Regions from separate parts of the Homo sapiens genome. Here regions 1 and 2 are each linked to region 3. Evidence: chromatin contacts called from ENCODE Hi-C or POLR2A ChIA-PET data. All regions are on one chromosome and are shown on one strand. Each heading gives the region's core, a stretch centred on a gene start or an enhancer-like site at or near the end of the contact. The rest is flanking DNA. Distances are from core to core; before and after follow the strand shown. Region 1 overlaps TRIM16 (tripartite motif containing 16). Region 2 holds the start of FBXW10B (F-box and WD repeat domain containing 10B). Region 3 holds the start of TBC1D26-AS1 (TBC1D26 antisense RNA 1).

What was found. A loop is a pair of places that touch in the nucleus more often than their neighbours do. ChIA-PET counts read pairs that join two places held with the same protein, here RNA polymerase II (POLR2A). Pooled maps may share reads with other maps.
Region 1: a loop to region 3 is called in a pooled map, with 1.9 times the contacts of the local background. The contact joins the enhancer-like site here to the promoter of TBC1D26-AS1 in region 3. A Hi-C loop is called at or near these places in 1 of 50 pooled maps.
Region 2: POLR2A ChIA-PET joins it to region 3 with 20 read pairs in PC-9. The contact joins the promoter of FBXW10B here to the promoter of TBC1D26-AS1 in region 3. POLR2A ChIA-PET finds 5 or more read pairs at or near these places in 2 of 52 experiments (HEK293 and PC-9).

Annotation. Positions count from the first base shown.
Region 1 is chr17:15,658,276-15,661,190 of GRCh38, reverse strand. All of the region lies in intron 6 of TRIM16 (tripartite motif containing 16), which reads left to right. Among named protein-coding and RNA genes, the nearest start is that of TRIM16, 25 kb to the left of the region's middle. RefSeq lists an enhancer at 1,228-1,730. Within about 2 kb of position 1,375, at least 15 of the 41 ENCODE cell types and tissues checked have a DNase peak (open chromatin) inside an H3K27ac peak, as active enhancers do.
Region 2 is chr17:15,618,220-15,621,025 of GRCh38, reverse strand. FBXW10B (F-box and WD repeat domain containing 10B) reads left to right here and starts at 1,322. Exons shown (of 12, transcript NM_006382.4): 1 at 1,322-2,018. The coding sequence starts at 1,514.
Region 3 is chr17:15,742,237-15,745,085 of GRCh38, reverse strand. It overlaps TBC1D26-AS1 (TBC1D26 antisense RNA 1), which reads left to right and starts at 1,335. Exons shown (of 5, transcript XR_001753084.3): 1 at 1,335-1,483. It overlaps TBC1D26 (TBC1 domain family member 26), which reads right to left. Exons shown (of 15, transcript NM_001388465.1): 12 at 2,607-2,672; 13 at 2,078-2,177; 14 at 1,570-1,719; 15 at 304-843. The coding sequence ends at 494. It overlaps ZNF286A-TBC1D26 (ZNF286A-TBC1D26 readthrough (NMD candidate)), which reads right to left. Exons shown (of 23, transcript NR_171000.1): 19 at 2,607-2,672; 20 at 2,078-2,177; 21 at 1,570-1,719; 22 at 634-843. LOC105371559 (a long non-coding RNA gene) reads left to right here. Exons shown (of 4, transcript XR_934269.3): 4 at 366-448.

The DNA.
Region 1 (2,915 bases), core at 126-2,625, 84 kb after region 3:
TACTACATCCCCATTTTAGAGGAGGAAACAGATTCAGAGAGGTAAGCTACTTACAAAGGTCACACAGCTAAAAGGTGCTGGGATCAGGACTCTGACCACTTGACACTTCTAACTCCAGATTTTCTTTCTGACCATATTGGGAGCCCTCCATAACATCTACCATTTACCAGGTCTTCTGATTAATATGCCTGTTTCCTTCCTACTAAAATACTCTTGACAAGGCAGTGGTTATTTTGCTCTCACGGAGGCAATAGCCCCCTCTGTGTTCTTTTTTTTTTTTTTTTTTTTTTTTTGAGATGGAGTCTCGCTCTGTCGCCCAGGCTGGAGTGCAGTGGCACGATCTTGGCTCACTGCAAGCTCTGCCTCCCAGGTTCACACCATTCTCCTGCCTCAGCCTCCCAAGTAGCTGGGACTACAGGCGCCTGCCACCACGCCCGGCTAATTTTTTGTATTTTTAGTAGAGATGGGGTTTCACCGTGTTAGCCAGGTTGTTCTCAATCTCCTGACCTCGTGATCCACCCACCTCGGCCTCCCAAAGTGCTGGGATTACAGGTGTGAGCCACCGCGCCCGGCCCCTCTGTATTCTTTCGAGCATTCTTGTTGCTTTGTTTGCTTCCTGAGTCTATGCACCATGATTGGAGGAGGGCTGCCTCTCATCCCAGGAAACCCACGTACAGATGTTAGGCTTCCTCCATGCAGACAATCAGGGGTATAGAAATATGGAGTGTTTAACCATCTGGTTTTCAGCAGTGAGGTGGAAATCAAAACCATTTGAGCAAATGAGTGTCCTAGGGGAAGTGGAATGAAGAATTGAGCTTCAGTGGCTGCTGAGACATAAGCCATCCCTAGCGGACTTGGCTGAGGCAGACTATGTTGTTTATAGAGGAACCGGCTCATTGTCCTCTGGCCCTGGCCACAGCAATCGAGGGAGGGGCACATTTTTTGGCCCTTGAATGAACAATGCTTTTTCCTTCCTTTGTTGAGGGGTCTAGGTCTGTGGTCCTTACTTATTGTTTAAAAAAAGAAAAAACAAACCTCTGAGTAAATATTGGGAAGGTGAAGGGTGGAGGGGATGGTTTTCTGAGATTCTTTCCAACACTGAAGGGCTATATCTCACTAGTAAAAACAAGAGGACCCTCACCCTCACCCTGTAACTTGTTGCTACCTGAAGGTGTCTGTTCGCTTACCTACCTGTGTGCTCCTGCCCAGCAAGCCCGGCCTGCCCTGCCCTGGCCATTGGCCTTGCTGAGCTGCTTCTCAGTGCCCTGGAGGCATTCACACCTGGCCTGAGATAAGTCTGCCCTTTTTGAAGGTGAGTGCGGCTCCCTGGAATGTGTGGTATCCCAGCAAATAGCAAGATTAGAGGTGCCCATTTTGACTGGGAGCTGGACAGCTGCCCAAGTTCTAGAAAACCAGCAGTGCTGAAACAACAATTGGCTCAGGGCCTCAGGGGAGCCGGCCTGGGAAACCATCTCCTGTCCCAGGGCAAGAGAACATTTGTTACAGATTTTTTAAAGATTTACTTCATTTATTATGTGTAGGTTGTTTTGACATTTTTAGGCATAAGCCATAAAGGTAACTAGAGTTAGATTTGTGTGATTATTTGGGTTTCATACCAATGTTAGAGTTATTACAGAGGTTGATATGGAGATTCAACAAAGCATAGTTCAAATGTGCTATGTGCCGCATAAAATGTCACGCCCTTGTGTCTGGAATTTACTGAGAGTCATTTGAGATGTGGTCAAATTCTTGAGCTCTCCATTTCCAGGGCATTGCAGACTCCCCCAAGTAGGTTTCTAGGTGGTCTAGCTGCTAATTCTGGCCCCGTAAGCTTGGGTGGTCTGAGAAGTGATCAAAGCGGTGCCCGTGCACCACAGCCACACCTCACTGGAAGACAAAAGAGAACCCTAGAACAGCCCAGGACTAGACCTTCGGAGACTTAGGGAAGAAATGACCGTGGTGCACCTCCTTAGCTGGCAGATGTCCGTCGCTAAGGGCATAGTTGAAGCTGACTTCGGTGTTTTCTTCATCCAGTAGTGGGGTCCTTCAGGCTGTGTGCCAGGTACTGAGCTGGCAATCTCGTCTCTGTACCAACTGGTGTGTCCTCCTGTCTTTGTGAAGGGAAGGTACACGCAGTGCCCTGGGACAGCCCCTCCTTCTTGCGGAGGAGCCGTCATTACAACAATCGTGTTCTGAGACTAGGAGCAACGGCCCTTAGTGTCTGTAATCTGCTGTTTGTCTCACCTTTATTTCGTTCCTTTGTTAGTGGTAATTAATTACCAAAGTGATCCAAGAGGCCATCTTCTTCTTTTAGGAGAAAGACAGGGCTGGAGACCAGTTTGCTGATAGTGACCCCAAACCAGAAAGTTCATTGGGCCTGCACCTCCAGGTAAGCCAGTAAAATTCTGGGCTGGTTTCTAGAGGAGTGATGCGACTTCCAGCTCAGTGGTTCTCAGACTTTGAGATTTTACGAGAAAAATTGCAAAGTGAATTTGGAGGACTGACTTAGATGTCACTCTTCCGGACATTCCCAATCCTACACTCATTACTATTATTTCAGAAAAGATAAGACCTTTAATTCCAGAAAAGGAGGAAGGACACAATCTCAATAAAGTACAGTCCCATAAATCAATCAAATTCAGGGTTACGATCAGTTTATGATATTATTTTTATTTTTCTCAGTCTGATGGGCTGATTTGTCTTGAAGTCTGGTGGACAAATATTACCTGTGTTTGTGAATCATAGCTCTGTGTGACTCAGCAGAGACACAAATGAGGAAAAAAATCCAGTGAGATTTTTGAAGAGACAAATGAAAGGCTGTTTTGGCTTAGCAAAAACGCTTGGATAGCTTCTTTAGCCAGAAACTGCTAGAGAGAGTCTTTGGGTTAAGAAAGCTCTTCTTACTTGAGTTAACC
Region 2 (2,806 bases), core at 73-2,572, 120 kb after region 3:
CCTGTAATCCCAGCTACTCGGGAGGCTGAGGCAGGAGAATCACTTTAACCCGGGAAGCAGAGGTTGCAGTGAGCCGAGATGCCACCACTGCCCTCCAGCCTGGGGGATAGAGCAAGACTCTGCCTCCAAAAAAAAAAAAAAAAAAAAAAAAATGCTTCCTTGAAGAATGTCAGCCTCATAGATAAAATCCTAATTTATTTAAATCTTTAAAAACAAGCTATTTATAATCTGTCAATTATAAATAAACAAGTTAATTACGAAAAAAAAAAAAGAGCTACTTTTAACTTGCAGCACTTCTTAGGGTAATGTGCCCGCCTTACAGATCCAAAGAGTCTGCTTCGGGCCTCCCTTCTCTTTGCCACCCTCCTTTGTCTGGCCTTCCCGATTAATTAAATATTAATCTACTCATGCCTTTTCTCCAGATTCCTCTTCAGACAGAAGAGGTTGAGCTGTGAGAACTGATCTCATTCTTAACCTGATTCCTATTCCCCATTCTGACCCTAGTATGTGACTGCCATTGCCAACAAAACCCCAGCGATGGACTCCATTACCTTTCTCTGGTTGTGCCTGATCTTTCAACATGGGCATTAGAAAGGCACACAATATTGTAAACCTTTTGATTTTATCTAGGGTAATAATACTTAGTAACAATAGCAGCAACAACTGATCTCATATATTTAATGCAATCCTAGAAGGTAGTTATCATTTTTATTACCCACCTTTATCTTCTCCATCCTCATAACTAGGATGGAGACACTGAGGCTCAGAGAGGACAGGTTGCTTGCTCAAGACCATATAGCTCCTAAGTACCAGAGTCAATGTTTGAACCGAGTCTTACCTGAAGTAGGAGAATTATCTCAGCATGACTTTGAAACTCTTTCTGTGAGCTGCCCAATATGTTTTGCCTGGGCACTTTGACTACAGTGAGATTTCTGGTTAGTATTGTGAAGCAGTTAAATAACTTAAATTTACATTAAACATTTCTGGTTTTACTTTGATGATGACTTAAGAAAATGAATATAAACATATTTAGCATCATTGGGATAGCCACTTTGTAACTGAACAGATATAAACATAAGAAGTTTGCATCTTATTTTATATTCATGAATATTCAGAAGCCATATATAACAACAATAATTAAAGCGCAACACCAGTAATAGTCCACATATTACTTAAATTTGACTAACAGTATTCTTGTTGTTCTAGAAATGAGATGACCAGCTCTTTCAGAATATACAGCAACTGCCTCCACATAAAGCAGTGCCAGGTTTAGGAGATTTACGGTAAAGCCATGTTTCCAAGGAGGTCTGTACAAAAAGCCAGACTTCTGCTGGCAGTTACTGAGAGAGATAGGCTTTCCATCCATGGCAGCCATTTACTTTTGCTCTGGGAGACGTTTGTAATAGAAAAGGCACAACTGGGGTATTTATTCATTTCCCCCCGTTCCTCTAGTGTTTGGTGGCGTTGCCGTTGCAAGTGCGCAGGGCTAAAATGAACTGGTTATCTTAGGATCATGGAAAACCTGGAATCAAGGCTCAAGAATGCCCCCTATTTTCGTTGTGAGAAGGGAACCGATTCCATCCCTCTATGCCGGAAGTGTGAGACGCGTGTCTTAGCCTGGAAGATCTTCTCTACCAAAGAGTGGTTCTGCAGGATCAATGACATATCACAGAGGAGGTTTCTAGTTGGCATTCTGAAGCAGTTAAATAGCTTATATTTGTTACACTATTTCCAAAATATCCTTCAGACCACACAGGGAAAGGATTTCATCTATAACAGGTCCCGGATCGACCTCAGCAAGAAAGAGGGGAAAGTTGTGAAGTCCTCCTTGAACCAAATGTTGGATAAAACAGTAGAACAGAAGATGAAAGAGATCTTGTATTGGTTTGCGAACAGCACCCAGTGGACCAAGGCGAATTATACTCTCTTACTGCTGCAGATGTGCAACCCCAAATTACTGCTCACTGCTGCCAATGTGATCAGAGTCCTGTTTCTGAGAGAGGAGAACAATATCTCAGGTAAACAAGGCCACAGGCAGAGACTAGAGGGCCCCCGAAGACCAGAAGGCAAGGCTTCAGAAATCTGTAAGGAACTGCAGTTGTAGACAACATAGGTAGACAGAGATTGCACAGAATGCAGCATAGGTTTTTTGAACTGACACCTCGTCCTGACACCCGATCCTGTTTACCAAAGGAGAAATGACTGAGTGTAACTTCCTTCTTGAAAATGATCAATGCAGGAGGAAGTACACAACTTTTAACTCACAAGCATTTATCATAGATTTCTGCATTTCATAGGCCCAGAAATGGCTGGTCCCTGCCCCTGACCCCTTAATGCTGGTGTCGTTCCTGCTTTAGGGATTGGACTGAGCTTGAGAGGGTTGTAAAGGGGAAGCTTTTGTTTTTCTCTTCAGCTGCCCTGCACAGAAACCAGACCAAGAAGTCAAAACTTAGGGCTTTTTTTTTTTTTCATTCACTCTACCATGCTCCTTGCTTATCCATGAAATGAAACCTTAAAGTAGAGTTTCTCCAAGGCTGGAGATAGCTTAAGGGCCAAATAAGTCTAGGGTGGTAGTTCTCCAGCTGTGGCTTGTATCAGGATCTCCAGCAGGACCTGTTAAAACAAGCTCCTCCCCCAGAACTTCAGACTCAGCAGGTCTGAGGTGGGCCCAGGATTCTGTATTCCTTTTCTTTTTTTTTTGAGATGGAGTCTCGCTGTCACCCAGGCTGGAGTGCAGTGGTGCGATCTTGGCTCACTGAAACCTCCACCTGCTGGGTTCAAGCAATTCTCCTGCCTCAGCCTCCCA
Region 3 (2,849 bases), core at 86-2,585:
CACATGGGCTTTCCCTCTTCAGGTGCCTGAAGGGAGTGCTTTGAGCTGAGTGGTTTGCTGGCCTCCCTCCAGCCCCAGGGCCCTCCATGGGCCTGGGCTCCCTGGAGGGTCACTACAAACTCCCTGGAGGTTTCCTCTGGCACTAGGACCACTGCAACATATAGACCTGAGTGCTATTGTATTCTGGCTTGGTGTGTATGCTTTTCATTGTGCAAAACTGCTGCTCTTTTGACAATTCAAGTGACTGTTTTGTTTACTATAACCTTGAGAACAAAAATTGTAACAAAAACATTCCCATGACTATGCTGTGGTTGGAGATTTTATTACCAACATATTTACACCTTCCTTTTCCCTCTCATTTTCAGGAGCTGTTTCAGGCCTCCTCCTCCTCCCGTAATAACTTGCAGTCTTTCCTATGTTATAATAAAGCTACATTTTCTTCTGAAAACTGGCAGGTTCTCCCTTCCTAACGCAGGCAGCCGAAGAGAGGGTGTCAGGAGCCAGAGGGTGTCAAGAGCAGCCAGGGCACACCGGCCTGCATGGGGGCATCCCTGGTCCAAGTCAGTGGCCAGAGCTGCAGCCTGGCTTTGTGCCCAAAGTTTTGTCTGGGTGTCAGGAAGGCCATGCACTCACATTTCATCTCTTTTTGTGACTGGTCTGCTGCTGGTTGACCCTCGTTCCTCCTTTTTTGGGCAGGAAGGTGACATCCAGGATTCAGGAGAGCCTTCTGACTTGGGTGTGCATGAAAGTCACCTGAGGCCCTTGACGTGCAGGAATCCTTGCCAGCCTTGGATTGCAAGCCCCAGGCTATGGTATAGCAATGTGCATTTTGTAGCAAGCTCCCTGCGTGATTGGAGAGTCACAAATGGAAAGAAATACTATAATCAGTGGAGAGAAGATGTGCACAGCTATACAAGTGTATGGTTCTGTGACATACCACGAGGTGGGGGTGGACCTTTATGACATCTTCTCCCAGCAACCCCACATATTTCCCTTGCCCTCAGTGGGTCAGGAGTCTCCTGCTTGGCCTCATCTTCGAATCTGAAGCCTCTGAGTTCTGAATAGTTCAGCCCCCTACTTTTTTAGATGCCTCTGTGGCAAACCTTTGTTATCTGACTTTTCTTTTATTTGACAGAGCCTCGCTCTGTCGCCCAGGTTGGAGTGCAGTGGTGTGATCTCGGCTGACTGCAAGTCCCGCCTCCTGGGTTCACGCCATTCTCCTGCCTCAGCCTCCTGAGTAGCTGGGGACTACAGGCGCCTGCTACCACGCCCAGCTAATTTTTTGTACTTTTAGTAGAGACGGGGTTTCACCGTGTTAGCCAGGATTGTCTGGATCTCCTGACCTCGTAATCCACCCACCTGGCCTCCCAAAGTGCTAGGATTACAGGTGTGAGCCACGGCGCCCTGAGGACTGGCAGACCCATCTGACTTTCTTGGAGTAGAGGAGGAAGAGGAGGAAGAAGAGGTGCAGGAGGAAGACCAGGTAGGAGGGCTGGCGGGGCCACGGCACTCCCCACCATTGACTGCCCCAGAGGGTGACTCCAGAGGGTACCTGGTGCTAGAGCCCACCTGGGGGTGGCAGGTCCCAGTGTTTTTTTGTGAGTTCCTTCATAGAGGTTTGAAGGTTCCTGAGGACCGCGTTGTCCTCCAGGGCCCAGCTCTGAGAGAGTCGCTCCTGAAACTCCCAGACAGTGCTCCAGGAAAGCTTCATGAGGTGCTCTAGGGAGAGGGCGGGCATCAGGCCAGGAGGGTTCCCTGGGAGGGGACAGTGCCTGCACCCCATTTCTACCAGGCCCACCTCCCACTGGGTGGTGTCTGGTCCTTTTTGGCCACCCTGGGGTTCAGCTGTGCACAGGAGGCTACAGTTGGGGAAGGCAGGGCAGGGAAGTGCTCACCACACTCCTGATTTTCATCTGGGTCATGTGGGGGATGGACTCAGTGTCATCATGACTTGCCCAGCCCAGCAGGCCAGACCCCCCAACCCGGATGGAGCAGGCAGTGTAAGGACACTTCCCTCAGGCCAGCCGGGGTCTGTCCCACATGTTCCCCCAAGCACCCTCGGGCACACGGGACTTACTCCTGTGTATTTTGAATGATGCATGCACCATGGCTGTCAGTACCCGCGCGCCCTCCAAGATGAACACATCCCACAGTCTCAGGGTGAGCCCGAAGGATTTCTGTGGGGACAGCAAGTGTGGGAGAACCTGGCCTTTCCAAGCTGGGGCCAGTGGCCTGAGCAGAGCCCACTGGGGTTTCAGGCCCCTGGAGTGCTGGGGACCCCTCTCCATGGGATGAGACCCCCAAAAGACTGAGTCAGACAAGGTCCTGTAGCTCCTTGTGAGGGACTCATCTCAACTGCGCTGTGGCTTCTGGAAAGAGGGCTTCCTGAGGACTTGGGCTTCCCTGGGCCCTCGCAAGTCGGGTCCTGCCCCAGTCTGCCCATGAGGCTGGGCCTGAGCCCTGGCCTCTGCCATGGGATGCCCCCTCTTGGGCAGAGCCTGGCTTGTGAGCCTGTCCTCCTGGGGGAGCTGGACCCCTGAGCTGAGGAAGCTGGGCACTGCAGGGCAGGAGAGTCCCAGGGCTGGGGTCTCCCTGTGCCTCCTTACCCCATCAAGGAAACACCGGAGGAGCCTCGTCAGCATGGAACCCTCAATGCACAGCCCTTCCTTGCCCTGAAGGGAGGAGCACACGTGCTCAGGGCCCCCTGGGCTGCCCTGAAATCCTCCCACTTCCAGGCCCCTCTGCAGACCTTCCTTAATGGCACAACCCAGGGCGGTGGCCAGGGCTCCAACACCTGCCCCATGCACGGACGCCCGGTGGACACACTTCTTTTAGCCCTGCTCAGCTGC